Linked DNA regions of Mus musculus: all the other regions are linked to region 7. A link is a loop called in an ENCODE intact Hi-C map of the cell type or tissue named here. Cell type or tissue: left cerebral cortex. All regions are shown on one strand. Region 1 has its middle 9.8 kb from the start of Tnip2. Region 2 holds the start of Add1 (adducin 1 (alpha)). Region 3 has its middle 4.0 kb from the start of Tnip2. Region 4 holds the start of Rnf4 (ring finger protein 4). Region 5 overlaps Fam193a (family with sequence homology 193, member A). Region 6 has its middle 9.2 kb from the start of Fam193a. Region 7 holds the start of Mfsd10 (major facilitator superfamily domain containing 10).

What was found. Peaks named below come from ENCODE experiments on the same cell type or tissue, not always from the same donor. Only the 100,000 strongest peaks of a DNase experiment are listed, where the experiment ranks them.
Region 1: a loop joins it to region 7, with 4 times the contacts of the local background. A loop is called at or near these places in 26 of 42 quality-filtered maps.
Region 2: it touches region 7 in a loop (7-fold over the local background); 4 of 42 quality-filtered maps call a loop at or near these places.
Region 3: a loop joins it to region 7, with 3 times the contacts of the local background. A loop is called at or near these places in 25 of 42 quality-filtered maps.
Region 4: a loop joins it to region 7, with 2.7 times the contacts of the local background. A loop is called at or near these places in 3 of 42 quality-filtered maps.
Region 5: a loop joins it to region 7, with 3 times the contacts of the local background. A loop is called at or near these places in 4 of 42 quality-filtered maps.
Region 6: it touches region 7 in a loop (2.2-fold over the local background); 7 of 42 quality-filtered maps call a loop at or near these places.

What each region holds. Positions count from the first base shown.
Region 1 is chr5:34,521,804-34,525,803 of GRCm38, forward strand. It overlaps a transcript of Sh3bp2 not described here. Among named protein-coding and RNA genes, the nearest start is that of Tnip2, 9.8 kb to the left of the region's middle. In left cerebral cortex, a CTCF peak has its summit at 2,474 (motif pointing right); a DNase peak (open chromatin) is centred at 2,579; H3K4me3 peaks cover 256 bases.
Region 2 is chr5:34,572,207-34,576,206 of GRCm38, forward strand. It overlaps Add1 (adducin 1 (alpha)), which reads left to right and starts at 1,458. Exons shown (of 16, transcript NM_001331082.1): 1 at 1,458-1,707. It overlaps Mir7036b (microRNA 7036b), which reads left to right and starts at 1,945; the gene lies at 1,945-2,007. In left cerebral cortex, a CTCF peak has its summit at 1,628; DNase peaks (open chromatin) are centred at 1,464, 1,926 and 2,548; H3K4me3 peaks cover 2,836 bases; H3K27ac peaks cover 2,393 bases.
Region 3 is chr5:34,516,005-34,520,004 of GRCm38, forward strand. No RefSeq gene overlaps it. Among named protein-coding and RNA genes, the nearest start is that of Tnip2, 4.0 kb to the left of the region's middle. In left cerebral cortex, a CTCF peak has its summit at 2,098 (motif pointing right); DNase peaks (open chromatin) are centred at 2,104 and 3,556.
Region 4 is chr5:34,334,548-34,338,547 of GRCm38, forward strand. It overlaps Rnf4 (ring finger protein 4), which reads left to right and starts at 1,703. Exons shown (of 8, transcript NM_011278.5): 1 at 1,703-1,994. It also overlaps A830049F12Rik. In left cerebral cortex, no CTCF peak of the experiment used is centred here; DNase peaks (open chromatin) are centred at 1,743 and 2,350; H3K4me3 peaks cover 2,385 bases; H3K27ac peaks cover 1,681 bases.
Region 5 is chr5:34,372,143-34,376,142 of GRCm38, forward strand. The region is part of intron 1 of Fam193a (family with sequence homology 193, member A); the gene reads left to right. Among named protein-coding and RNA genes, the nearest start is that of Fam193a, 4.2 kb to the left of the region's middle. In left cerebral cortex, CTCF peaks have their summits at 2,411 (motif pointing left) and 3,796 (motif pointing right); no DNase peak of the experiment used is centred here.
Region 6 is chr5:34,358,710-34,362,709 of GRCm38, forward strand. No RefSeq gene overlaps it. Among named protein-coding and RNA genes, the nearest start is that of Fam193a, 9.2 kb to the right of the region's middle. In left cerebral cortex, a CTCF peak has its summit at 97 (motif pointing right); a DNase peak (open chromatin) is centred at 1,734.
Region 7 is chr5:34,634,584-34,638,583 of GRCm38, forward strand. Mfsd10 (major facilitator superfamily domain containing 10) reads right to left here and starts at 2,629. Exons shown (of 13, transcript NM_026660.3): 1 at 2,344-2,629; 2 at 2,011-2,200; 3 at 1,827-1,923; 4 at 1,438-1,541; 5 at 1,026-1,184; 6 at 787-948; 7 at 468-576; 8 at 268-379; 9 at 8-116. The coding sequence starts at 2,184. Nop14 (NOP14 nucleolar protein) reads right to left here. Exons shown (of 18, transcript NM_029278.2): 18 at 3,953-4,000. The coding sequence ends at 3,969. In left cerebral cortex, a CTCF peak has its summit at 2,384 (motif pointing left); DNase peaks (open chromatin) are centred at 518, 1,139, 1,476, 1,990 and 1 more place; H3K4me3 peaks cover 1,808 bases; H3K27ac peaks cover 1,581 bases.

The DNA of each region.
Region 1 (4,000 bases), 110 kb before region 7:
CTCCCTACCCTCTGCTTCTCCCTCTGCCTTGATTCTGACTCACACCAGCAAAGGAGAAAAATTTCTGTCTCCCCTTGAACAAGTCCAGTGTGAGGGAGCCACAGAACCTGTCCCTGGATAGAGGAAGACCTAGAACCCAAGAAGGCAAGACGTTAGGCCGTTCTCCCAGCAGAGGACCCAGCCTTGTTCTCACAGCCTGCCAGATGTTTGAGGCCAACTTTTCTCCCACCTGCCCCCCACCCATCCACATCTCTTTGTGGTGAGCTAAATCATCCACAAGGTTTCCAGGCCTTACCCATCCCTTCCCTACCCACCCTCAATGCTTTGGTCTATGGATTTTCCTGCTGTCCCCCATAGGAGTGGTCAGTAGCCTTCAGCTTTGGTCTTACCCAGAAACAGGCCTGCCACGGGGAAGCAGCCTCACCATGAGGCCATTCTTGGGAAGAGAAAAAGGAAGGCAGTTCAATGTTTCATCGGACAGAGGAGCCTGATTGGGAAGGCAGTCCCTTTCCCGGAGAACTCTACCTGTTGGCTTTTTATTTTCCTTCACCAGCCATTTACTAAGCATCTACTTTGTTCCAGGAAGTGGATGAGCCCTGAGGTAAGCCAGGTCTTGCTCTAGTAAGATGGCGTTCTAAAGGGAGTTTGGATGTGTCAGATGTTGGGGTTCAAAGGTCAGTAGAAGAGGAAGGAACAGAAGGAGAGTGGACAATCTTTAAAAGAAAAGGAGGGGGGCTGGTGAGATGGCTCAGTGGTTAAGAGCACTGACTGCTCTTCCAAAGGTCCTGAGTTCAAATCCCAGCAACCACATGGTGGCTCACAACCATCCATAACAAAAATCTGATGCCCTCTTCTGGAGTGTCTGAAGACAGCTACAGTGTACACACATATAATAAATAAATAAATCTTAAAAAAAAAAAAGAAAGAAAGAAGAGGAGGGCTAGGGAGATGGCCCAGTCCATGAAGTGGACCCCAGCTTTGGGGGACAGGCTGAAACAAGGGACCCTGCGACTTGCTGGCTAACAAGCTATGTTGATGAGCTCTATATTCACTGAGAGATCATGTCTCATAAAACATGGCAAACTTCCAAGGAAAGCATTTGACATTGACCTCTGGCTTCTACATGCATGTGTGTGTCCACGTACATACAAACACACATACACAAAGAAGTAAAGAACTCTCTTTTTTTTCAATGAAAAAAATGTTTATTACTATGTGCATGTTGTGGGAAGGGCACATGGTCCCGTGTGCTTACAGAGGTCAGAAGTCAAAGGGTAACTTTGTGGAGTTGGTTCTCTCCTTCCACCTCTGCATGAGTTCTAGAGATCAAACTCAAGTTGTCAAGCTTTCATGGTAAATACCTTAACCCACCGGGACATCTCTCAACCTGTGGACTGAGACACCTTAGGGTTGTCAAATGACCCTTTCATAGGGATAGCCTAAGGCCAACGGAAAGCACACTTGTAAATTATGATTCATGACAGTAGCAAGATTACAGTTATGAAGTAGCAAGAAAAATAATTTGATGGTTGGGGGTCGCCACAACATGAGGAACTGTGTTAAAGGGTCTCAGCATTAGGAAGGTTGAGAACCACTGCTGTAGTCCAAGGAAAGAGCCTTCTAACAAAGAAACGGTGAGGCAGAGGACAGACAGACAGAAGTGAAGGGATAGGTCAAGATATCTGGGGGTGGCAGGGGGGGGTGAGGAGAGCAGGGAGGGAACCGCAGGACGGGAGGCTCTGGGACGGGAGGCTCTGAGACGGAAGTGTGCCTGGAACATGGGAAGAGCAAGCAGGCAGTGTGACCACTCAGAATGGGAGCAGTGAACAGAGGTCCCAGGAGGGGTTGGGCAAGCTTGGGCTCACCTATGGATAAGGTCTTTGCTCTGGGGTGAAGACAGTCTATGAGAAATTCTGAGGTGAGATCATAACAGATTTCCTAGTGAGGGGCAGGCCAGAGGAAGGAGCAGGACAATGGCTGGCAAAGGTAGTGTCATGGTCATGAGCTGGTAAGACCTCCAGACAGACAGAAGTACAGACAGGATGTGGGATGAGAGAGTAGGGAACAAAAGTGACCCTTGAGCTTTGCAAAGGGAGGAAGAGGTTCTGGGATAAGGGGACACAGGGAGAGCTGCTAAAGAGGCCTCAGGTGGCCAGGAAGAAGATGGCCTGCAACCTTGCTTGCACAGGAGGACTGGCTCACTACACGTGTGTTTGCAGAGACCTGCTTTCCCCTCCTTGTGCCTGCTTAGGGGCTTTGCATCCCTTCTGCTCGCCTGAAGCATGGGCTCTGTCCTGCACATCCTCTCCATCTTGTCAGCTCCAGTTGGGAGGGAGCTCTGGGTGCCCAGGTCCTCGGCCTCACCACAGCTACATTTCAGGAGATGGTAGTCTCTAGTCCCTTCCATCTTCTCTGAATGTGACATGTGGAAGCCAACCCTGCGTATACCTTCAGTTAGGTTCCTGCAGGTGGCACCAATGTCTGGCTTTGCTCTACTTCCCTCCTGGTCTCTGTCCCTCCCCTCAGCTTTGGGGACAAGAGATGCAAAGTGACATGATAGCATCTGTGTCCATTTCCCATTAGCCATAAGGATCAGAATTTGCCTTGAATCAGGGTCCCCAGGGCCCTCAATGAGGCCATGCATTTGATTAACTGAACTTGATGCAAGGGATGTCTAGCCTTTTGCACCCCTGAGCCAAGTCCTAGGAGTAAGGCAGCTGTGTGAGGTGCTGATGGGGCCAATCAACAGTGGACAGAGGAGGGGCTGAAAGTATAGGATTCTGGGCCAAACAGCCTAGTGCTGTGCACCTGGCACTCTCCACAGGAGAAGATGGAGCAGCCTGGGCAGGCAGAGGATCATAGACAACTTAGGTACACAGAGGTGATACCTGGGCAGCCAGAGGTGGGAACATGATGGGTACCCCAGAGGGATGGCATCTCCACCAGTCAGCACCTGTCTCCTCAGCCTCTGGGATCCATGAGAGCTAAACTGTGGACAGGTGGTGTTGCCCTGGGGGCAGAGACAGGAATGATGAGTGTGTCAACCCTGAGGGCTGAAGGGCTAGGATTCTGGGCTCCCTGCTCCTCTCCTCACTGCCTTCACCTGCGGAGGGGGAGGGGGAGAGGAGGGAGGGGGAGGAGAGGGGGAGGGGAGAGAGGGGAGGGAAGAGGGGGAAGAGGGGAGGGGGGAGAGAGGGGGAAGAGGGGAGGGGGGAGAGAGGGGAATGGGGAAGAGAGGGGAGTGGGGGAGAGAGGGAGTGGGGGAGAGAGGGAGTGGGGGAGAGGGGAGGGGAGGGAGGGAGGGGGAAGAGAGGGAGAGGGGGAGAGGGGAAGGAAGTGGGGGAGGGGGAAGAGAGGGAGAGGGGGAGGGGGAAAGGGGAGGGGTAGAGAAGAGAAGAGAAAAGAGAAAAGAAAAGAAAGGGAAAGGAAAGGAAAGAAAAGAAGAAGAGAAGAGAGAAGAGAAGAGAAGAGAAGAGAAGAGAAGAGAAGAGAAGAGAAAAGAAAAGAAAAGAAAAGAAAAGGCTGGGCATGGTGGTGCACGCCTTTAATCCCAGCACTTGGGAGGCAGAGGCAGGCAGATTTCAGAGTTCGAGGCCAGCCTGGTCTACAAAGTGAGTTCCAGGATAGCCAGAGCTATACAGAGAAACCCTGTCTCGAAAAAACAAAAAAAAAAGAAAGAAAGAAAGAAAAAAAGAAAAAGAAAAGGAGAAAAGAAAAGAAAAGAAGAGAAGAGAAGAAAAGAGAAAAGAAAAGAGAAAAGAAAAGAAAAAGAAGAAAAAGAAAGAAAAAGAAAAAGAAAGAAAAAGAAAGAGAAAGAAAAAAGAAAAAGAAAAAGAAAGAGAAAAAGAAAAAGAAAAAAAGAAAAAGAAAAGGTGTGTTAAGCTGCCAGAGCTGGAGAGGGAACGGGTGGAGAAGGCGGGCCAGGGGTGGGGCGGAGTGGCAGTGCGAGGGTGGGGATCAGAACCTGGGAGGCGGGGCCAGATTGGAGGCGGGGCCTGCA
Region 2 (4,000 bases), 62 kb before region 7:
CTGGACTTATAGGCAACATTTCTAAACTTTTATATCTCTATATATTTCATTTTTAATCACTCAACCCTCTCTCCAGTTAAAGTAGGGGCTTATGGAGGGCAGGTGATTAATGGAGTTTTGACTGATGTCCGACTCACAGTAGGTCCAATAGGTCCCCGGACACATCCTGTGGTGATTTCCCCAGTTCCAGAATGTATAATTGGGATAGATATACTCAGAAATTGGCAGAATTCTCATATTGGTTCCCTGAACTGTAGAGTGAGGGCTATTATGGTTGGAAAGGCCAAATGGAAGCCTTTAGAGTTGCCTCTGCCAAAGAAAATAGTGAATCAAAAACAGTATCGTATTCCTGGAGGAATTGCAGAAATTACTGCCACTATCAAGGACTTGAAAGATGCAGGGGTGGTGGTTCCCACCACATCTCCGTTTAACTCTCCTATCTGGCCAGTGCAGAAAACAGATGGATCATGGAGAATGACAGTTGATTATCGAAAACTCTCTCTCTTCAGCAAACTTTCACTGGCATTAGACTTGTTGCTGGGTGCTGGAGGATGTCAGAAAAGTCATCTGAGAACAGTCAACATGTAGGGCAAATGTTCCTAGGACAGAGGGTACTGACTGGAATCCACAACCTCTCTGACCCTTATGGGGTCAAACTCAGAGCTCTTGCTGTGAGGATCGGTTTGTTTTTGTTTTTTGAGACAGGGTTTCTCCGTGTATGTAGCCCTGACTGTCCTGGAACTCACTTTGTAGACCAGGCTGGCCTCGAACTCAGAATCCACCTGCCTCTGCCTCCCAAGTGCTGGGATTAAAGGCGTGCGCCACCACGCCTGGCTGAGGAGAGGCTTGGATACACACTTCTGTCACTTGAGCCAGGCTCGAGGCTTCAACCTTTAATGGTTTGAAGGGAACCAGGAGCGGGACCCCTTTGTTTCCTTTGGGTCTTTTAGGATTCAGTTGACAGGAGAGACAGTAGGGACTTGATCCTTAGGTTAGTTTACCAGGTCGCTGCCAGGTGGACTGGTTCTGCCAAGGCCTCACCTAGCCTCATTCCCTGCCTCTGAAGAGGCCTCGGTGTTTGTTAATCCACTGTCATCCGGCGGGCCCTTCCTGTCTGTGGAGCTTTATCAGAGCACACACAGACATCTCAGTCCTGACTCCACCCTGATTGACAGCCCAGTCTCCCAAACTGCCTACTGATCTTCTCGCCTGAAGCGCACCTAGACCGTGTCCGTTCGCAGTCAGTTTGTGGGTCTGACCGTCTCAGTGGGAGAACTAGCGTTCCTGTGAGCAGGTGCACCAGCCCGCCGTCCCGGACGCAGCCAAAGCGACCCCTAATCCCACTGTGACACCGCCTTCAGCCGGAGGCCGGAGTCTACCCTTCTCTCCGCCTCCCAGGGCCCCGCCCTTCTCCGGGCCTGCCCCTTGCTTAAGATTGACCAATAACAGAGAGTAGTGCTGGACGGCGGTAGGGCGTTCAGACCAATGGGGCTGTGCATTGTTGGGCCGCAGCGCCGCAGGCCGCACCCAGCTTGGCGGCGGGGGCGAGTAGAGGGGTGAGGGTTGAGGGCGGGAGAGGACGAGGGCTGCTGCAGGCGGCGGGGGGTGCGCGGCAGCCAGGGGGCGGAGCCCAGCGCGAGCCGCAGGCGAGGCGGCGGCCGCACTCGGACCCGGGAAGCCGTGCTCTCTCCCCGATTCTCCGCGGAGGTGAGGCCCGGGAGCGCGGCGAGGTCTCCGGGGCCCCCAGCGGGCGTAGGGCAGGGGCGGCGGTGCTGGGCGGGCAGGGCAGGGCTGGGCAGGGCCCGGGGCCTCTGGGGCGCCTCTGGTGCGCTGAGGAGGGCGCGGCTAGGTCGCTGCGGCGCGGGGTGCCCGGGGTCTAGGTGCTTGCCTCCGAGTGCGGGGGCGAGGACACTGCATCGTCGCTTCCCAGGATGGCCCGGACGGACGCGGGGTTCTCTGTGGAAGCGGCTTGCTCGGCTCTGAGCTTCCTGGTGGGCCTCGGGGTCCTCCCGGGTCAGCATTGTGCTAATGGTGGCTCCAAATGCTGGTCACTGCAGAGATTGTGGAAAGGTGCATCTGGGTTCCGCTTGTCGGCTCTTTTAAAAACTGACACCTTCTGCCCCAAGAGAAAAAAGCCAGCTCTGTCCACGGATGGTAGTAATGAGGTGGTCGTGGAACTTCCTGGAGATGGGGCTTGCCTTTCCTCTCTGTTTTATCGTTCAGACCTCTTCCTAAAAACACTTCGTTTTTATAATTCAGTTCCTGGTTCAAGGTATTTGGTAGATGAGTTGTGTTTGTTTTATGCACACCCATCTTAAAAATAAATATTTTGGTTCACCTGAAACTGCTGTTGTTTTGACCATGATTTTAGGCCTAACGTTGTTAAACTCCCAAAGACCAAGAACAAAGCTAAAATCTGTCTATGCATAACTGCTCAAGAATTTCAGAGAGATTGTGTGTTTGTCAAAAGTGGGTTGAAATCTCAGTCGGGATAGGAACTAGATTGCTAAGGGATCCGCTATGTCTCCTTTGCAAGCAAGCTGGGAGTCGTGGGTGGACTCAACAGGCTCCAGAGAGGAAGGAGGTTGCAGGTCGGAGGTGAGTTTTATGCGGGTGGGATTCTAAAAATCGCAGTCTTTAATTAAAGCCAGTGACGTAGGGATCACATTTTAATTCTAAAACTTTGCTATGCTTCGTCAATTCGCAGCCCAGAATGGTCTGGAACTGAAAATTTCTGCCTCTGCCCCTAGTTCTAGGATTACCTTGAGGTTGACACCACACCCTGATAGTAAAGTTGTTTTTTGAGGAAGTATGAATGGTGTTGACCTTCAGAACAGCTTTTCAGGGTTTAGATGTGGTTTCGCAGAGGTGCAGGTCGGTGTGGTTAGTTTACTCATGTGTGTGTAGGTTAGTGAGAGTCAGCAAATGAAGCGACTAGGAATTCTAATCATTCTGCAAACTGGGATAGTGTCCTTTCTAAGATCTGTTTTACATAAACCATTCAGGTTTTCACTTAACTCTTGGTATTATCTGATACTATTGTTTTTGTTGCTTTGCTACACACACACACACACACCATTCATTTCATGTAATCATGTTGAGTCAGGACATTAAATACTGAAATGCTTCAGACAATACTGTGCTGGCTAGGGTTTAAAGTTAACTTGACACAGGCGAGAGTAATTTGAGAAGGAACCTCACCTGAGAAAATGTCCCTACCAGATTGGCTAGGGGGCAAGTCTGTTGTGCACGGTTTTTGATAGATGATTGACGTGGGAGCTCAATGTGTAGGTGGTGCCCTTGCTGGGCAGGTGGTCTGGGTGCTACAGGAGAGCAGGCTGAGCAAGCCATTAGAGCAGGCCAGTAAGCAGCCCTCCTCCATGGCCTCTGCAGCAGTCAGCTCTTTTCCTGCAGAGTTCCTGCCCTAACTTCCTCTGGATGATGGACTAGAAGCTGTAAGGTGAAGCAAACCCTTTCCTCCCCAGGTTGAGTTTGTGTTTTATTACAGCACTAAAAACCCTAACTAAGACAAGTGCCCAGGTATTTTTACTGCATGAGGCTGTTTGTATTGATTTCTCTTTTTTCCTTCCTCTCTCCCGTGTTGAATAAACTCTTCCATATACACACATTCACGTTTGAGAGATAAGCATTAAACAAGTCATTATTTATGCATTCAGTTTCAACAATTGCTAGCTGGATTTCTATAAAGTGTGTTAATTCTACTTTTAATATACATTATGTACTTCTAGACATCTAGAAAGATTAGAAATTCCAAAAAAGAAAAAAAAATTTAAAGCCGGGTGTGGTGGCGCATGCCTTTAGTCCCAGCACTTGGGAGGCAGAGGCAGGCGGATTTCTGAGTTCGAGGCCAGCCTGGTCTACAAAGTGAGTTCCAGGACAGCCAGGGCTATACAGAGAAACCCTGTCTAGAAAAACCAAAACCAAAAAAAAAAAAAAAAATTCCCAAAAAGGAATTAAGTTTGTCCTGCATATGCATATT
Region 3 (4,000 bases), 120 kb before region 7:
AGCATGCACGTGTGGGTGTATGTGTGTAGAGATCAAAAGTTAATGTCGAGTGTCTTCCACTGTTTCTCTTAGCCTTATTTTTTTTTGAGACAGGGTCTCTCACTAAACCCAGAGCTCATGGATTGGCTATACTGGTTGGCTAGCAAGTTCCAGGGATCCACCTGTCTCCATCCCCAACCCCAGGACCCGTGCTAGGGTCATAGATGTGTGTAGTCATGCTTAGTTTCACATGGGTGCTATGAGTCCAAAATCAGATTCTCAGGCTATCTGCTCGAATGTCACTGGGCTATCTCCCAGTCCTCAGGCTATCTGCTTGTACACCACTGGGCTATCTCTGCAGCCCCCTTGAAGATCTTTTTGGTTTGTTCTTTATTTTTCAGTCTCTTCACTTTGTAACCCTGGCTAGCCTGGAATTCTCTATGTAGATCAGGCTGGTCTGGAACTTATGGAGATCTGCCTGTCTCTGTCTCCCAAGTGCTAGGATTAACAGTGTATGCTACCATGCTTGGATCTTGTTCTTTACTTTTTGATGCTGGGTATCACTCTGTAGACCAAACTGGAACTCATTTTGTAAACCAGGCTAGCCTTAAACTCAGAGTAGTTCTTCTGCCTCAGGCTTCTAAGTTCTGGGATTATAGTTAGAGCTACCATCCCCAGCTACACTTGAAATCCTTTCTCTTATCGTATCAGAACAATTGACATAGAGTGTAGCACTCCCACTGGGGCATCTCTAAGCCCCACAAAACAAGTCAGTTTCTGGAAATACAGAGGGAATGCCAGTCAAATTAAGTAAGACAAGATTCAAGTCAGCCATTGTACCAGCTCTAAGAAAAACACTTTGGGTTTCTGAGCTTTTTGGGGACTTTAGAATTGTAGATGAGAGATTCCAGACCTCTAAGGACACTGACCATCTATGACATGGTTAAGATTCTGCAAGTTAACACAGGAAGTTCCTGGCATACATGTGCCTTCAGCTGAATACAGGGCCTGGGTCCTAGAGAGTCATAGATGAATATTCTAACAGTGGAGGCAGATGCCCAGTCCAAGAGGTAGGGAAACTTTATTTAAGCACATTAGTTAATAATTGTCATTAATTGGAACACACCTGGGGGCATGGCCATGAGGTTTCCAGGGAGGATTAATTGAGGAAAGACCCATCCTAAGTGGAGGCAGCACTTTGCATGTGCTGAGCTCCAGGCTGAACAAGAAGGAGAAAGTGAACTGAGTACCACTGTTCACTTCCCTTGACTCCTGCTCCAGCTGCCATACTTTCTCCTTCTGAGTGACTGTGTCCCCTCAAACCAGGAGCCTAAACAAACCCTTCCTCCCTTAAGTTGGTTATTTATTTATTTTAGGCATTTTGCATCAACAACAAGAAAAATAACATATAATAAGGAAAAGATGGGGGGAAATATGTGGGGGCCAGGAAAGGGAGTGGAGTATCCCAACTTAAAGGGTGATTAGATGAGTCACTGCACAGACTTATGATCCCAAAATTCTAAGATGCTGAGGCAGGAGGATCGTTTGAGACCAGCCTGTGCTAAGTAGCAAGTGTGTTTGGGGGGAGGGGGCGCTATCTATTGCAATGTAAAGAATGAAGAGGAGCTCGGTACTTGGGTTCCCAAGAAAGGGATACAATGAGCAAGGGAGGGTCCCCAGGGATACCCAAGAGTTGGATGGAGAAGACTGGAGATCCCAGAGTCTCGGACTCTCATTCTGAGTTTCGATGGGCCGCGAGTTTCCAGTGATCCTGTGGAGCAAGTGGACAGGCCGCTGACCTAACTCTGGCTTAATTTGTCAGACTGATTCCTCAAAGGCCTCTTCCTCTGACTCTCACACAGGTCCCTTTGGAATCTGCAACTTTTCCTAGTTCTTTCCTGCTTTATTTTGAATGCTGGGTCTTCAGCCCTGCCCTGTGACCTCAAGGGCCAGTTGAGCCCAAAAGGAAGCTGTGTAAGAAAGCAGAGGCCTCCCTCTGAAGGGGAAAGGCTCATATGTGAGTCTGTGGCCAGTGAGGTTGTCACCCACGCACACTGCTGTAACATTCCCAGACACATGAGGCCTTCACAGGTACGAGGGTCCTGCCATGGAAGTGTCCACAAGGGGGCAGTGTGGCCACAAAGGCTTGGGGACTAGAACTTCAGGCACCAACCCCACCTACTCTAGTAGGCTTGCACAACATCTGATTGAGCCTGGGTGGCTGGCTAGGGGTGTCTCTTCCCTAGACCTTGGACACATAGATGAGCAGCCCTTTTACCTTGGCCTTCCGATTAGCTAGGACTCCAAGTGTGTGCCACTACAGCTGGCTTAGAACATGTGACCAGTACCCTCAAGAAGCAAAGAGAAAAATGTGTATATATTCATGAAAAAAAAATAGAACTGGGTGCTGAGAAGATAGAATATTTAGAAAATATAAAGAACTCTAGAAAATTAAAAATATGAGCCAGGCAGTAGTGGCGCACACCTTTAATCCCAGCACTTGGGAGGCAGAGGCAGGCGGATTTCTGAGTTCGAGGCCAGATTGGTCTAAAAAGTGAGTTCCAGGACAGCGGGGGCTACACAGAGAACCCCTATCTCGAAAACCAAAAAAAAGAAAAGAAAGAAAGAAAGAAATAAAGAAAATTAAAAAATTAAAAATATGATTGTGGAAGTTTCAGATATAGCTCAGCTGGCAGAATGGTTACCTATGGAGGTCTAGATTCAGTCCTCAATACTGAATATACTGGGTTACATGAGATCCCCCCGCTCCGTCTCATCTCTGTCTGTCTGATTATATATATATATATATATATATATATATATATATATATATATAATACACACACATAGAGCAAGCATACACACATGATCATAGAAGTTCAATATGTATATGTATATACATATATCTTGAAATGTATATATACATGATCCTAGAAAAATACATATGTATACATGTACATGAGTATAGAAACTCAATAGAAGAACTGGAAGATAAGATTGAGGAAATCAGCTGGGCAGTGGTGGCTCATGCACTTGGGAGGCAGAGGCAGGCAGATTTCTGAGTTCAAGGCCAGCCTGGTCTACAGAGTGAGTTCCAGGACAGCCAGGGCTACACAGAGAAACCCTGTCTCAAAAAAAAAAAAAAAAAAAAAAAAAAAAAAAAAGAGCAGGGGGAGTCCTCAGGAAACATGTTCCCTTCTCAGGAGCCACTTGAGGGTGTGCTTCTCCAAAAAGAAGGGGAAACCGAGAAAGGAAGTTTGGGAATCTCACTGTAAGGGATTCCAGGGACGCAAAGACAGTGGTAAGACACTGGTGAAGGGGGCTGCAGGGCCACACTTAGAAGTCTGTTGTAGTCTGATGGTGTGTCTGGTGTAGTGGAAGGCTATCTCGGAGATCTGGGCATTAGGTGGGATTTAAATTATTTATTTAATAAAGGTAAACAAATAAAAAATGAAAGCATTCAGTAGTTCCAGGACAACCAAGCCGAGGAGAGGAAGCTAGCTAGCTGCCGGGAGGCTGTACGTGAAGGCTCTGCATCTGGAGCTTCAAGCATAGCTATCTAAGGCGAGTGCTGATGCTATGGGCTAGGAAGTAGCAATAAGAGTGTCCTTTAGGGTTAGGGAAGTGAAACAAACAGAAAAAAATGGGCAGAGTTGAACTGCGGCCCCTGGAGAAGGCGAAGGAGGGCAACTCCTATGTTCTGTGAGCCTTGCCAGCTATGGGATTTCTCAAACTGTGGCTCAGGCCGTTCTAAAAGTCACTGTGTAGCCCAGACCAGCAATCCTCCTGCCCCAGCATCCCAAGTATGGTGATTACAGGCATTCACGGTCAGGCTTGGCTGAAATGATGGAGCTTGGTCTGAACCTGTGCCTTAGGCTCAATCATCTGTGTGGGTCTGCAGAGGGGGTCCCGGAGTTACAGCACCATTTCTTAAGATGGTAAATAAGGAAAATCTATTCTCAGCCTATGCAAGCTGGAAGAGGGACGCCATGCTGCCTGCCTCTCACCTGGGTACTTACTA
Region 4 (4,000 bases), 300 kb before region 7:
CCTTAATTTGCAAGGATGTAACACAGAACAAACAGGAACTTATTAAATACAAACAGAAACCTTAACTTGCATAGGACAAACAGAAACTTACTAATTACAAATAGAAACTTTAACTTGCAAGGACTTAACTTAGGACAAATAAACTTTTTTGGTGGTTTGTTTGTTTTTTGAGACAGGGTTTCTCTGTTATAGCCCTGGCTGTCCTGGAACTCACTTTGTAGACCAGGCTGGCCTGGAACTCAGAAATCTGTCTGCCTCTGCCTCCTGAGTGCTGGGATTAAAGGCGCCACCACTGCTCGCTTTTTTTGGTGTTTTTTGAGTCAGTGTTTCTGTATAGCCTTGACTGTCCTGGAACTAGCCTATCAGGCTAGCCTCAGACTTAGAGATCTGCCTGCCTCTGCCTCCTGAGTTTAATCTCTGCTGGGATTAAAGGTGTGGGCCACTACTTCCTGGCAAGAAATATTTAACTGTTTAACTGCAAACAGAACCTTTAACCTATAAGGGTATATATTCCTGTTTTGGTCTCACCTGATTTAAGTATTCAAAAAATTATAAGAAATACCTACATTTTTCTTACAAATGTAAGTTCTCTTTATTCCTATTTATAACATTTGGAAAGCATGCCCAAAACATCAAAACACATTTTACACTGGAGTCAGGTATGTATTTATCATACACACTTTATCCTAAGTTCTCTTATAATTCCATAAAACGTCAGAGATTGTAATATGGAAAATATTAACGGTCGGGTTTTGATCTGCTTCGCCATGTTAATCAATCTTCCAGGATCTATATCCCCACAGAAGCAATTCAACCACATTTAGGATAACCTTCAAATCATCTGCTCAAGTAGTCTGAGGGTCCTCATCTATTTCTTTCTAGTTGCTATTTATCTATGGATAGATCATTTTCCAGTTGCTAAACCCATCCCTCCACCTAGCCCAGGAGCAGCAGGACTTGTATTACCTGTTAGCACTCACATTCTTATTAACCGGCAGAAGTAGGTAAAATGGATAACCTGTAATAGGTGTGAATGGACTGAGACTTGCCTAAAGTTATTATACTGGTTTTCAGATTCAGGTAAGAGAGATTCTGTAACATGAGATGTCCTAAGACCCAATTCCAGGCCCTGGTCTTGCCCGAGGCCGTTCTTTGCATTCCATGGGACTTGTGTTCTGAGTCCTGCCTTTCTCGCCTCTGCCCCGACACACTTGGGCAGCTAACCCGCAGACTCCTGGGCATGCCCAGCTCTACCTTCCCCCGCCTTTAGCACACACAATGTCTAACTGGACGTTCTCTTTCGTCTAGTCCTCAAGCTTCCTCCAGGTAGGCCTCCCAAACGTATAGGTGAGCCCCCTGTCCAGATGATGGGATTCCTGCGAGGGAGAGTCCGGGGACCGACATGCCTAAGAGCCTGGCACTTATGGTGCGAATCCCGGCCTGGTTGCCTGTGGATCAGCAGAAAATTGGGGCCTTGGGCGAGTCTCTGGTACGCCTCATTAACGACCGAGGAGACGGAGAAGGGTACGGATTATGGTTTAGGGCTAGATGCAGCCGTAAGGGCCACCGTATACCAGGTCAGAAGCCAAACGAAAAGTCAAACACCCAGCGGGCAAGCTCGCGACGCGCCTCAGCAACGACACCGCCAAGTTCTCGTGGGAGGAGCGCGACTGGCGGCACTCTCGCGGGAAGTGGAAGCTCCCGCAAGCAGGCGGGGGGCGTGACCGGAAGAAGGTGTATTTCAAAGTGGTAATAGATGGTTTTCTCACCCAATAAAATTGCAATTTATCCTCCTAAACCGGTAGAGCACGGGAGAAAAGGCGGGAGAGGCCAATAAGGGCTGAGAAGGGCGGGCCGGTGCCGGACGAGCGGAAGTGGGTCTTCGTGAGGCGGTGGAGGCTTGCTTGAACGGGTCTCCTCAGCGGCGGCTGGAGTCGGTACGTCCTTGCCCGAGCTCATCAGCCGAGGCGTCTGGCAGCAAACCCCAGCTCCAAGTAAGGCTGGGCTCCGCAGCATGGAAGCGGCGGGGCAGGGCGGTGCGGGCGTGGAGCGCGGGCGGCCTCTCGGCCCGCACTGGGGTTGGTGGCCGCCCGCCTCTCGCAGAACCGCGCTTCTCCGGCTTGGGCCCTCTGCCGCCTCTTTCCCGGAGAGCACGCGGTTGTCGGAACATGGAGCGGCGCCGTCGTCGGAAGTAGGGAAATGTCTTGTGTGGGGGTATCCGCTCGCCAACCCGCGGCCTGGCCGGAGAACCTCTTTCGCCAAGTAGGAAGGGAAACTGAGGCTCGGCGAGGGTTGGGGGTCGCCCAAGGTCACTCTCGGGGCCGGGCGGGCGGATTGCAGAGAACCTGAGCGAGGTTTTTGTTCCTTGCTGATGACGCAGCCTTTGTGTGGTCGCGTCGCCGCCCCGCCTTCCGGAGGCCTGCGAGTTTGCTGGGGCACCCGGGCCGCGTGGCGGGCCGTATCTAAGTTGCGAGAGTGCCGAGGACGCTTGCGGGCTTTGGAGCTGAATGGGGTTTGGGCTTCCAGGAGCCACTTTTGGTTCTATCTATGGTTAGTCAAGCGGGCGATTGCGACCTCCATCCTTAGCCCGGTGCCTGCTCGGGCCCTTCCCTCAGGGCCACATCTGTACACAGGGATAGGAAACTTAACCTTTAACATTGTTCGCAGTGGACGCCATTGTCCACATTTTGATTAGGGCGGGGGAGGAGTCCAGATATGGGCGTTCCTGCTTTTTGTTTTTTTAAACTTTACCCCTGGGCGTTTTAAGCTTCAGTTTTTCGGTCTGCCGTTTAGTTTAGGTTGCCCAAGTAATTGGGGGAGCCCGAGGTTCACAAAGGCTGAGGTAGTCTGAGGTCTTTCAGCCTGCAGATTGACTCTTGTTCCTGACAATGGTGAGAGGGAACCTCTCTCCAGCCCAGACCCCACACACACCTGGTGCTTTTTCTTTTTAATGGTTGGAGAAAACACTTGCGTCCCGGTTTGCCTGTGAGTTCGATGTGAAATGAGTGGAAAGTTGTCTTGCTTACTAAGTACTTTGAAGAGTGCTTGTGATTCCAGCCTTTCAGAGGTAGAGGCAGAAGAATCAGGAATCTGAGGATATGTTCGGTCCTAGGTGGAATCGAGGCTAGCCTGGGCTACTTGAGACTCCATTTCAATAACAGTTTTGGTTTTGTTTCCTAGCTTATTTGGTTGTTCCGCCCCCCCCCCCCCAGGAAAGTTGGTTTCTTGGTGACTGTAATATTTATTTCATTTCTGAACAAAGGGTATTTATTGTTTTGTTGGGACTGGAAATTGGACTCAGAGCCTCACAAATGTTAGGCAGCTCCTTTACTACTGAGTTACATCTCTGGTCCTCTTTTTATTATTACCAATACTGATGTGTTGTATGATGTGGGCACCCGGGTGCCATGATGTATATTTGGTGGTGAGAAGACAACTTTGTGAAGTCAACTCTTCCTGTTTTTTATGAGATTACTTCGGTTTCAATTAATTTATTGGATCTCTATAAAGCTAATGCATTACCTGCTATGGTAAACAAACTCCTCATTTTACTTTTTAGTTTGAGAGAGGGTCTTCCTAAGTTGCCTAGGCTACCCTTGAACTTCCTTGATAGTCCTGGCAGGCCTTGAATGTGGCAGTCCTCCTGACTCAACTGAGATCATGGGCCTGTAAGAATCCTACTACCAAGTCTTTTTTTTTTTTCCTGATAGAGAATATAATTTCACATGTATTGAAAGGATCCATTTCCCCTCTAGATCTGAAACTCTTCCATGTCCCTCAAGAAATAAAGTATAGCCAAACTGGTGGATCATGCTTGTAATCCTGTGTATTCAAGAGATTGGGGCAAGAGGATCATAAGTAACTGGGGCTGTGGAATGAGTTCTGGGCAAGTGAGTTAGCCTCATTCTCTCTGTAGGTGTGGGTTATATATGCTTCTAGAAACCAGTGTTGCCTCATCATTATTTGACTTCTTTGAGACCAGATCTCTAGGCCTTAGTAG
Region 5 (4,000 bases), 260 kb before region 7:
TGGGTGCCTTATATGGCACAGCACAGGTATGCATAACAATGTCAGGTAACTGTTGGACCTGTACTTCCCAGAGAGAAGTCTTGAGCTTCCTCTACTCTCTCTAGGTCACCAAACCAGAAGGTGACTAAGAAAGGACAGGAAGGACTGTCCTTATCCTTAGTAGGGAGTCCCACATTGCTCTTAGTGCTGGGCACAGAACTGTAGGTTATACTATCTTATTTGAGGTGGCTCCTGAGCTAGTTAGTGGAAATGTGGGTATGGGTAACTTCTTGTGAAATTGTTGGTCCAGAAGTAAACTCTGGTGTCCAAGGCTCAGGGTGCAGGTTGCACAGATTTAAGTTTCTGAGGTTCCTTTGTGCTTGGTGTCAGACCTGTACTCCTTGTTGGGCACTCAGATCCTAGGCTTAAGATTAAACAAATAAATGTAGGGAAGATTGCAAGCAGTGTTTAGTGGCAGTCTGTAAGTGATGTATGATTGTGGCCATTGTGTTTCAGGATGCTGAGCTGGTCTTTTTAGGGGTTCTGCTTCTAGATAATAGGGCTAATGTTTTTGTTGTTGTTTTGTTTTTTATTCTAATTGTGAAATGGGGAAATTTGGACTCAGGTCTTGGACTTGAGCTTGTGCAATGGTTAGACTACTCACTCAGTGAACAGTTAGGTGAAGCATATCAAGAGTAAATCTAATTATTTTGCATTTCTATTTTAAGATGATTTTCATAATGTTCATGATACATTAAAGTGGAAAGGATTATAGGTGTTTATAGCACAGAGCTGTTTTTGTAAAATATTGTGTGCATATGGATTTACATAGGAAAGTCTTGTCCACAAAGACTATGGTGGGCATTCTGAAGCTTATTCTTTCCTTTTCCCACATGCTTCAAGCTTTCAAAATTTGAAATCTGCAGTGAGCGTTATTCATGGACCAAGAAAGTGAATGGCATTAAAGCCTGAGACAACTAACAGCGTTTTTCTGTTTTGTAAATAAACTAGTGAAGGGTTTTTCTACCACCCTTTGGCACTTACATATTTTGATATTAGGTACAGAAACAAACATTATCTACATAATGAGAATTGTATTTTCAAAATAATTATCTAACATTTAGTCATATATACTTACAAAACCCAGGTTCCTTCTATTATGGAAATCGACCTGTGTTATTAGTTGTTGGAATATCAGATTACATGTGACATATTCACACAGGGCTGGAATGGGGATTTAAGGTTATTTTTGTAATGATGTGTGAGATTTATAAAAGGATGCCATTTAAGGTAGGGGTCAAAAGGAGTTTTCAAACTGAAAGTTAAAGTCAGAAACCTGTCACTGGAGCTGGGCGTGGTGGCACACGCCTTTAATCCCAGCACTCAGGAGGCAGAGGCAGGCGGATTTCTGAGTTCGAGGCCAGCCTGGTCTACAAAGTGAGTTCCAGGACAGCCAGGGCTACACAGAGAAACTCTGTCTCGGAAAAAAACAAAACAAAACAAAAAAGCCCCCAAAAAACCCTGTCACTGACTATAGGCATTTGTAATAATGAATCCCCTTTTATCCTGATACTAGGAGTGTAGATAACAATGGGCTAAGGCCATCATGCAAGTGCCTCTTGATCTTAGAGGGTATTCAGGGTCTGGTGTTCATTTGGGTCTTTGTAGTAGGTGAAGGCACACTTGTAGTTCACATTGCTTTGTGATCTGAGGAAGTAGCTTGAAAAAAAATCTAGAACTTGAGGTGCTTTAAAGGATTACTAGTTTAACTTAGCTTACATTAACTACAATCCAGGCTTTAGAAAAAGTGCCATCACAGAGAGCCCTGTTGTGGCAGGTTTTTAGAGTGCTTCATGACATGAGTGTTCCAGTGCCCTGTGCTCCTTCATCATTCACTTCAAGGTGTGATACCTGTCTTGGCTATATCTTCCACTTGTTTGTGAGTTTTATACAAAAAGGGTTGTTTTGTGCCTCAGTGCTTTGGCTCAGCTTTTCATTTGTGATGACTCCAGGGTAAGATTGCTTTTTGCTGTTGTTCTATATAGGATGTACACTTTACACTGTGAAAATTCCTCAGTCTGTCTGATGTAATGTGGATGGACATTGAGATGCTTTAAGGCTGATGTGAATGAGCTTACATTTCTGCTTGTGCCTTTTGATGTGCATGGGCACTGTTTGAATTGGGCATGTTTCTGGGAATAGAATTGCTGAGTATGTAGATATGTGACTTGAGGTTCAACTGATCAGTTTTTCTAAGTGATGCTGCTGTAGGCTTATTAAAAGTTAATGTATAGGGGGCTGGAGAAATGGCTCAGCAGTTAAGAGCATTGACTGCTCTTCCGAAGGTCCTGAGTTCAAATCCCAGCAACCACATGATGGCTCACAACCATCCATAACGAGATCTGGAGCCCTCTTCTGGAGGGTCTGAAGATAGCTACTGTGTACTTACATGTAATAAATAAATAAATATTTTTTAAAAAGTTAATGTATAGCAAAATTATGTTTTGTCTTGGGAAACAGATGTTGTGTTGTTGCTTGGGTTGGTCTCAAACTCCTGAATTCAAGTGATCATTCACTTTAGCCTCTCTGAGAACTTAGAACTGTAATAGTATACCACTGTGCCCAGCTTTGTGATCCTAAGGATTGACCTTGGGGCCTTGTGCATGCTTACTACCTATTGCTCAGTTCTGCCTCCAACCTCATTACTCTGATTTTAACGCATGTGAGTCTCTTGAGGTTACTGTGTCAGTCAAGGTACAGGACAGTTTCATTAATCAGAAACATACTCCTGTTATCCCTGTACAATTGTACTCTCCCCCACTCTTTATTCTTGACACTCACTGTTACTTAAGAAAGAACAAAGTCTCATTATGTAGTCCTGGCTGTCCTGGAATTTGCTTTGTAGTCCAGGTTAGCCTTGAGCTTAAAGATCTGCCTGCCTGTGCCGTCAGAGTGTTGGGCTTAAGGGGGTGCACCACCACTGTCCAGCTCAGAACTGCTCATTTCTGGTTGGATTGCTATTTTTCCAGTTTAGAAAGTTCTTTATAATTTTGTGTTTGTTTGTTTGTTTTGCTTTTCGAAACAGAAACAGGCTTTCTCTGTATAGCCCTGGCTGTCCTGGAACTCACTCTGTAGACCAGGCTGGCCTCGAACTCAGAAATGCACCTGCCTCTGCCTCTGCCTCCTGAGTGCTGGGATTAAAGGCGTGCGCCACCACGCCCGGCTGTGTACAAGATTTTACATGTGATTTGTAGACATTTTCTTCCAATCTTGTCTTTTATTTGTCAGCAGTTATTACCACTTTAAAAAAAAAATCTATTTCAAAGATTTATTTTAAATTTATATGTGTGTGAGTATTTTCTTATGTAATATGTGCCCCTCATGTGTGCTTGGTGTCCACAAAGGTCAGAACCTGGATTCCATGGAAGAGCTGCAACTGTTTTTAACCACTGAGCCATGTCTCCAGCCCTTAGAGCTTTAACTGTTGTAGAGATGAAAAAAAAAATTAATAATTTTCTTTTTTCTGAGAATCATTTTTGTTTTATTCTGTTTTTTTTGTTTGTTTGTTTTTTGTTGTTGTTTCCATACATTTCAGAATCAGCGTGCTGATACCTAGAAGTAGTTTTTATGGGACTGAATAGAAACACCTTAAATCTCAACATAGATCAGTTTGGTAGAAAATTGACAGTTAATATTTTGAATCTTCCAAAAGGTGAAATGGTAGCATTTTTTTCTCTCTTTTTTAAAAAGATTTATTTATTTATTTATTTATTTATTTATTTATTATATCTAAGTACACTATAGCTGTCTTCAGATACACCAGAAGAGGGCGTCAGACCTCATTATGGATGGTTGTGAGCCACCATGTGGTTGCTGGGATTTGAACTCGGGACCTTCAGAAGCACAGTCTGTGCTCTTAACCACTGAGCCATCTCTCCGCATTTTTTTCTCTTAATTGGCTGTCTTGTTTTCTGCATGTAACATAGAGACCATATAGCTTATGTTGTTTCAGATGTGTGTA
Region 6 (4,000 bases), 280 kb before region 7:
AGATTTATATATTTTATGTATATGAGTACACTGTCTTCAGACATACCAGAAGAGGGCATCAGAGTCCATTACAGATGGCTGTGAGCCACCATGTGGTTGCTGGGAATTGAACTCAGGACCTCTGGAAGATTCTCAACCTTCCTAATGCCATAACTCTTTAATACAGTTCCTCATGTCATTGTGACCCCAACCCTAAAATTCTTTTTCGCTACTTGATAAATAATTTTGCTACTGTTATGAGTCATAATGTAAATATCTGTTTTCCTGTAGTCTTAGGTGACCTCTGTAAAAGACTTGTTTGACCCCTAAAAGGTTTGTCATCCACAGGTTGAGGACCACTGACTTAGAGTTAGCCACTGTTCGTAGCCACACTTGTTCTTCAGAGCATCACCAGTGGCTATGAGCTGAGGTGACAACCAGTGATCTATGGGAGCACATGTTTAGAAGGCAGTTTGACAGGCACATCACATCCATTTAGTAAAACAATGAAGTTGTTTGCCTGTTGGGACTTACAGTCTCTCCAACCTCAGGATTTAGGCCTGGTTTGCAGTAGTAGCTGTCAGTTCCCTCTTGTGGAGTAGGCCATAAATCCAGTCAGAAGGCTATTGGTCTTTCTCATGATAGCAGAGTCATTATTGTACAAGCCAACTACGTCCTGCCTGGCATGCTGGTATTTTAGCACTCAGGGTCCAGAGCTGAGCAAACAGTGGTGACAGTTTCCCACTAGCAACCTGTGTGGCCCCAGCTGATATGGTGGCAATTTCTAGTTTAGTCCCAGCTTAGTTTTTCCATGCCCTGCAATCAAAGTGTATGATATCTTTAGCCGTAGGGTGTTACTATCTAGTTCTGCCATAGAACCAACTGCAGTAGCAATAGCCTTTGATTCTGGGGCCTCAGGGCCTTCTTGGCTAACAACTCCCAAGGAGGTAAGCCCACCCCTGGCACTGTTGTTTTCAGTCAGGAACCTTATGGCCTCTGGGAGTGTTCTTTTTAACCCACACACCATTTGAAATCTTTTTCTTTTTAACTAGCCCCAGTAGGGTAAGCAGAAGTATCATTGCACCTGGTTGTCTCTCCAGTGGCTTTTGAAATCTGTAAAACACTCAGGTTAGCATCACGTTGTTTATATAATAAATGGTGGGCTTATTAGAGGAGAGGCAGGACAACGCAGTATGCTGAACCACCATCCCATAACAAACGTCAGCCAAAACAAAGATAACCTTGGTGAAGTACTCAGAATGCCTGTTTTTAATCTGTTCTCAGAGTCATGTGATCCCAATGAGCCACAACTCATAAGATACTAAAGTTGGACATAATACTTAAGGTCTAATAGAACATGGAAAGGTTCCATCCATTTGTATCAGTTATTTTCTCTATGGATCACTCTTGGGTACAAATCATGGATGGGCAGTCCTAATTTAAATCACACCCTGCAGCTCTCAGAAATGTCCCCGAGCCATTACATTTCCCTATACTGGAGTTCTTTCACAGATCCTCTCTACATTTTTTAAATTCTTACTTCTGATGAACTTAGTGGACCTGACTTAAATCTACTCAGCTCTACTCAGGGCCAGAGGTGAGTGTGACCCTGCCATCCACTGTTGCAGCCGATGGCTCCCTGGGTCAGAATAGGCCAGGGTTGACACTGTGGATGTAGTTGTAGCTGTTGTTCCTCCATCCACCATGCCTGGCAGTTGGGGGAGATTCTTGTATCTGCTGACTTTTCCAGCTGCATCCCAAATCCCAAATGACTCATAGGTTTATGAATAAATGCCTAGGCCATATGCTTTGACTCATTCCCCAACTAGTTTGCAACTTAAACTATTCTGTGTCTGCCACGGGCTAGTTATGTCTCCTAAGTTTGATGAATCGGACTTCCTCAGAGTCCAGGGTGAATCTCTCACCTCTGACTATCTCTGAGTTCCAATCTCTCTACTGGAATCCCCAACCTTTTCTTCCTGCCTTTTGCTAATAGCCCATCAGGTTTTTATTGAGAATCGATGCTTCCACTCAGAAAAGATTGTCTCTCTACAGTTTCTGACTGGGCAAACCATCTCTACCCATGCATGACCTCTTGTGGGAGAAAAATGTACCCTTCTTCTACTTGGGGTAGAAGTATCCATTCCTGAAACAGGCTTGATCTTCTTTATCTGTTTTCATCATTAATGTATTTTGTGAACTGTTTCGGGCTTCTTTCAGAAGGTCCTTAGCACAGAATATGGCTTTTTACATAAATTCACCACATTTGAGCCTTTTCCTCTACTTTGCCATTTTTTAAAAAAATCTTTTCTGGGTTCTTTTACTTTACAGATACATTTTACATGTTGGCCTAAGTCACTGAGTCTGCCAGTGCCTCCTCCTTTATAAAGTCGTGTCCCCTCAAAGGGCTCACTCAGTAAAGCCACTGACGCCCCGTACCAGCCTTGAGGCCCCCATTGGATCAACCTATTCTTTAGCTCCTCTGTGAACATAGTTCTGTCTGGCCCGATGAACTGGGGTTCAAACAAAGCTTTTCTTAGTTTTAGTTCCTTCATTAGTGTCTGTTTCTCCTCTGTGGTTTCTAGCCCCTGCTATTTGTGGGGACCTCAGGTGGAAACAACCCAGTGTTTCTAATGACTTTAATAAGCCAGTCCGCTAGGGACTGACTTTCTGCCTGCTCTCTCAGGTCATGAATGTAGCCTTTGCCTTAAAGGAGGATATGTAGTTACATTACTTAGTTCTTTTGGACTCCACTACAATCAGATGGATCCCATCTGCTCCCATGTCCTACAGCCTTATAAGAGGCAACAGGCTCTTTTATTGTTTAAAAATCTTTTCTAATTTAAGCAGTTCATGATCACCTTGTACCAGACCAGCCCCCTTCTGTACGGTGGGTTGGAGATTCTCTCTCTTTCTCTCTCTCTCTCTCTCTCTCTTTTATTTTGACTAAAGGTTGAAGGCTCTTAATGCTTTTACTACTTCTCATCCTCTTGCTTATCTAATTTACTTGGCAGATCAGAGGCTAACATAGAAGATGCTAGCTGTATCTCTCATTACAACTGCTCCTTTACACAAACAAGTTCTGACTGGATGCCGCCTTGGCCTCAGATGCATTTCTAGCCGACAGAGGCCAGACAACCTCTGCTGCTGCATCCTGACAATCTTTTTTTTTTTGGTTTTTCGAGACAGGGTTTCTCTGTGTAGCTCTGGCTGTCCTGGAACTCACTTTGTAGTTGAGGTGCATGTAGTCTGTGTAGTGTGCTCCAGGTTTCCAGTGTTTTTGAGATACTACTTGTGGGGTGGGCTTTGGTGATGCAGTTCTTTCAGTCATATCTGCTCCTGTAAGTAATCCATCACCCATATTCCTGTAAGTAACCCCAATAAAACTCGTTGGTTCCCCAGCTTGGTTGGACTTAGGTGGTCTTCATAGTTTTGTCTGTTGTGGGATCTCTATCTGTGGGGAGTAGATATATATTGCATCTCCCAGAAAAAAAGTTTTGTCACACAACACAACTGGCACCCAAACAAGGACACAACAGAACCAAAGATAAGTTGGGGAAGAGTGAGTACATTAACCTGGCTATGAGCAGCAAGATATGCAACTAAGGCAACACAGCCTGAGGTGGAAGCATCCAAAGAGAAAAGCTGACACAGTTGTGCTTTTCTGTGTGACTTGTGTTAATGCACTTTTGTGCTATGACAGTGGTTGCATAGGTCTTGCTATGATTAGGGAAACATGCAGCTAAAACTAAGATGTCAGGATTAGGAGGGTATATGGGAGGAATCCCTGGATGCTTTATGAGTGGGGTCCACCATGTGTAGATGGAGACACTCTGAAAACAGCAAAGGGTTTAGAGGAACTCTTGCAGTCTTTGAAATTAGTACACAAGTTAAGATTGTCAGTATTGCTGGGTGATGGTGGCGCACACCTTTAATCTCAGCACTTGGGAGGCAGAGGCAGGCAAATTGCTGAGTTCAAGGCCAGCCTGGTCTACAAAGCTAGTTCTAGGGCAGCCAGGGT
Region 7 (4,000 bases):
CCCTTACCCTCGTCACAGCTGCAGCTTCCTTGCCAGGGCTGATCCGCCGGGCGTAGGTGCCCTGTATGGTGGCCATGGTGAGGCCGATGAAGAAAAACATCTTGCCCTGCTGCAGGCTAGGAGGTGGAGGGTGAGCGCCCAGCCCCCTAGGCCACCAACTGCCTGGGGGATGGGCAAGGCCACCAGCCAGAGTGCTGGGAGGGGTACCACAAAGGCTTCCTGGACCTGGGGTCTGAGAACCTCGAAGCCACTAATATGGAGACCTACCTGCTGAACTGGAAGCGCTGATGTGCCAGGAAGCTGAGTGTGTACTCCAGGCCTGAGAACAGGAAGAGGTAGAGGAAGTAGACAAGACCCAAACGGCGTAAGTTTCTGAGTCCTGCAAGTCAACACAGACCACAGGTTGATCGTTGTTCATGCTGGTTGGTCAAGACTCTGAGAGCTCAGTCCGGGGTAAGCCTCCTTACTGTGCTCAGCAGGCGGGTCCTGACTGTGAGTGACAGCCGCAAAGCGAAGCAGGGCCAGGGGGCTGAGCAGGTGGGCAGCAGTGTGGAAGCCCAGGGTGACAGAAGATGCCTGTGGGAGAAAGCGAGGGCTGGCCAGGAGGCTGGGAGCACACAGCCTGGCAGCTTAGGGACCAGGACCTGTCAGATCCCAGAAACCCAAGAGGTGTTGTGATGTTAGCAGCTTGAGGGCAGGCCAGTCTCCCCTGCCAATGGTACAGATAAGAAAGGAAACCCCTTCCAACCCTCAGGAGCCCTCACCCCTCCGGGGACCCGGGCCTACCCGCTTTTCCTGGGGCAGTGTCTCTGGCAAGAAACAGAAGATGAACAACATGTCGGAGATGGCAAAAAGTAGGCTGATCCAGGGCACCATTTCCACAGACAGGAATGCTCCCAGCATGGGACCCAGAGTAAAGGCCAAGGAGAAGGCTACCCCGATGACTGCCTAGGGAAAAGACCTGAGCTAGGCATGGAGTCTGAAGCCCAGACATCAATCCCCGTTCCCTAGGTCTGTTCACTCACCATGCCTTGGCTGCGGGTTGGAGGTGAGCCCAGGTCAGCGACAATGGCTGTGGAGAGGTTAACGTTCCCCTTGCTGATGCCTCCGATCACCCTGGAGGCCAAGAAGGCCTTAAAGCTCCGAGAGGTAGCCCACACTGCATAGGAGATGGCCAAACCTGTCTGCCAATGGGTGGAGGCCAAGTGGCAGGATCGGTCACTTCAGGCCAGGAAGCACCCAGAGCAAGGCAGGCAAGCATATAACCCTCAGACCCGGGCCACTTGTGTCCCTGTACTTTCCTTAGGTGTATTTAGCTTGGTGTAACACCAGGGGCCAGAAGATCCCTCTAGAAGGGATGGGAGCCCACTGTTGGCAGGGGAGCCCCACAGCTGCATTCTCCCCTCTGCCTGTTGACAGCTGGCTCCAGAGGCTTACCAGGGACAACATCATCACTGGGCGCCTCCCCAGGTAATCAGAGGCAGCTCCTGTGAGTGGTGCGGAGAAGAACTGCAGGAGGGAGAAGGCCGAGCCGATGAGACCTGAGAGACAGAGGATCAGTCCTAGAGTGTTGACCACACTTAGCCCTATATTCACAGGCCATCGACTGAAGCTCGGGTGGCCTCAGTTTAAAAAAAAAAGCCAACCAAAAACAAAAAGACAAAACAAAACAACCCCCTCCCCCAAACAACAACAACAACAAAACCAACCCACACCTTTCAGTTAAAGGAGGCAGGAACCCAGGGAGGATGATTGACCAAGAGCCTAGGCAGAACTAGCTCTCCAAAAAAAGGTTGTGGGCCCCAGCATGGCACACAGCGACATACCTCCGAACAGGACACTGTTGTACCTCTTTTCCGCTGGCATCCCGATGGCTGAAGCAAACCAGTCTACCCCACGCTGCCAGGAGCCATAGAGGGGGTCCTGGGTAAAGAGGAAAGTAACTCCAGCTGGATAAATCTGTGATAGGCTAGGCATGGGGAGAGCTCCCGCCTTGGGGGAGGGGCTTACTTGTTCGCGGCCGTGTCTCTCCAGCAGCCCAGGCAGCAGAGGCAGCAACAGCGTGAACGCCAGGAGGTCGAGTAGCAGGCCGAGGAAGAGCACGATGATCACGCGACGCTCGGACGCGGGCCGAGGCCGTATAGGCGGACGAGGCGTACAGCCCGCATCCCCTGCCCAGCCCATGGTGGAAGCTCCGACCCTGCTGGGGGAAGGAGGGTGTGGTGATGACGGCCCCGTTTACCTGACAATTGAAAGCTGAATTTGCAGGTTCTTGCCAGACAAAACGGAAGTGGTTCCAATGCGGTCCTGGCACACCCTTCAAGGCCCGACTCCCTTACCAACCTAGGGCAGCAGTAAGCTCAGGGCCGCAGTGGTCAGGGCGCCCCCTGTTGTGAAGCGGGTAACGGGGAGAAGACGGGAATCCCTGGTTGGGGAGTCGTAGGCGCCCTGAGCTCCTGTTCGTGTACCACTTCGGCCTCCTCACACGATATCGAAACCTTTGCTTCCCACCTACCCAGCTGGGACCTGTGCACACGTGCCGCAGCTCCAGGCGGGGACAAACGGGTGGATGAACAGGGAACCTCCCTGGATAGCAGCCACACCCCGGAGGCTTCGGAACAGGCACCTCCTCTTCCGGGAGGCCGTGCTGTGGCGGGAACTGGGTTTGGAGTCTCCCAGCAGCCAAGTATAGAGAAGGCTTGCAGGCTTCCAGATGCATTAGAAGCAAGCGGTGAAGTTCTGAAGAGCTAAGTGTATGTAAGAGACAGCTTGTCTGTGCAGTTCAGTCTCCTTGGTACCTATATATCTTTCTTTTGAATCAGGGTCTCATGTAGCCACGGTTGACCTTGAATTCCTGACCCTCCTACTTTAGCTTACTCTAAACCATGCTGGAGTTGGGGATGGTGATGCCCACCTCTAGTACCAGCACTCGGTGGAGACAGAAAGAACAGGATTCAGGATTTAGTCATCCTCAATCAACTCTGAAGTATGAGAACAGCTGGAGCAAAGACTCATCTTTTAGATAGATGAACCACTAAAGTCCTATCCCTTCAGTGCTGTTAACCTGTTGGAGCCATACAGTCCACACTGACTCTTTCCCAGAGGACAACACCGGATGCACTCGAGTGATAGGCTCTTCTAGCTGGATTGTGTTCCCCTTCTGACGACACAGGACAGTATCTGGAGGCTCTATAAACTTTTCCTTGGCATGTTCCTCCTCATAGATTGCTCAATCTATGCCCAGTATCAGATTTGGCCACCCTGCTTCTTGCTGCAGTTGGCTACACAGAGCCATTGTACGGCAGAGCCCTGTGGCTAATTCAGGCGTGGAGGAAGCTGGGGCTGGATGGTAGCCTAGCTGGTGCGTGTGTCAGGCCCAGGCCCCTCGTGGGTCATGCAGCCTCTGTCCCAGAAGAATCACAGGGAGAGGTGACAAGGTGAGTACTGTTGGTAGATGTAGCCCCTGTAAGCCAAGCTGCTGAGCCCAATCTCCCTTCAGGGTTGTTCTTGACCAGCACTTTCTGAGCTGCAGGATGCCCACAGCCATTCATTCTGTGCTCCAACAGTGGCTTCACCACATCCAAAACGCAACTCCTACTCAGCACCACCAACCCTCGCACAAGATCTCACACCTCAGAGCCATAGCAGGTGACAAGGGCCAGGCTGGACGTAAGGATTCAGTCCTGTTCTGTCATGTGTGATAGGTGATCTGATAAGTGTGTGGGAAGGCGACTTCACTGTAAAACGTATATAATGTACTTACCCACACTATGACAGCTTGTCAGTTTTATGGACAACTGCCTAAATGTCATTCTGTGTGTGGCTATCATCTAACAGTGCAGAGCTCTCACAGACATCCCCAACCTGTGTCTGAGCATGGCAGGGAGATGGGACCCCACACTCCACAATGAACCCCCAGAACCCTTCATTACAACACACCACACAGCCTTGCTACATTACAAGACAATTTATTTTTTGAACTTTTTCCTCTTAAGAGCCT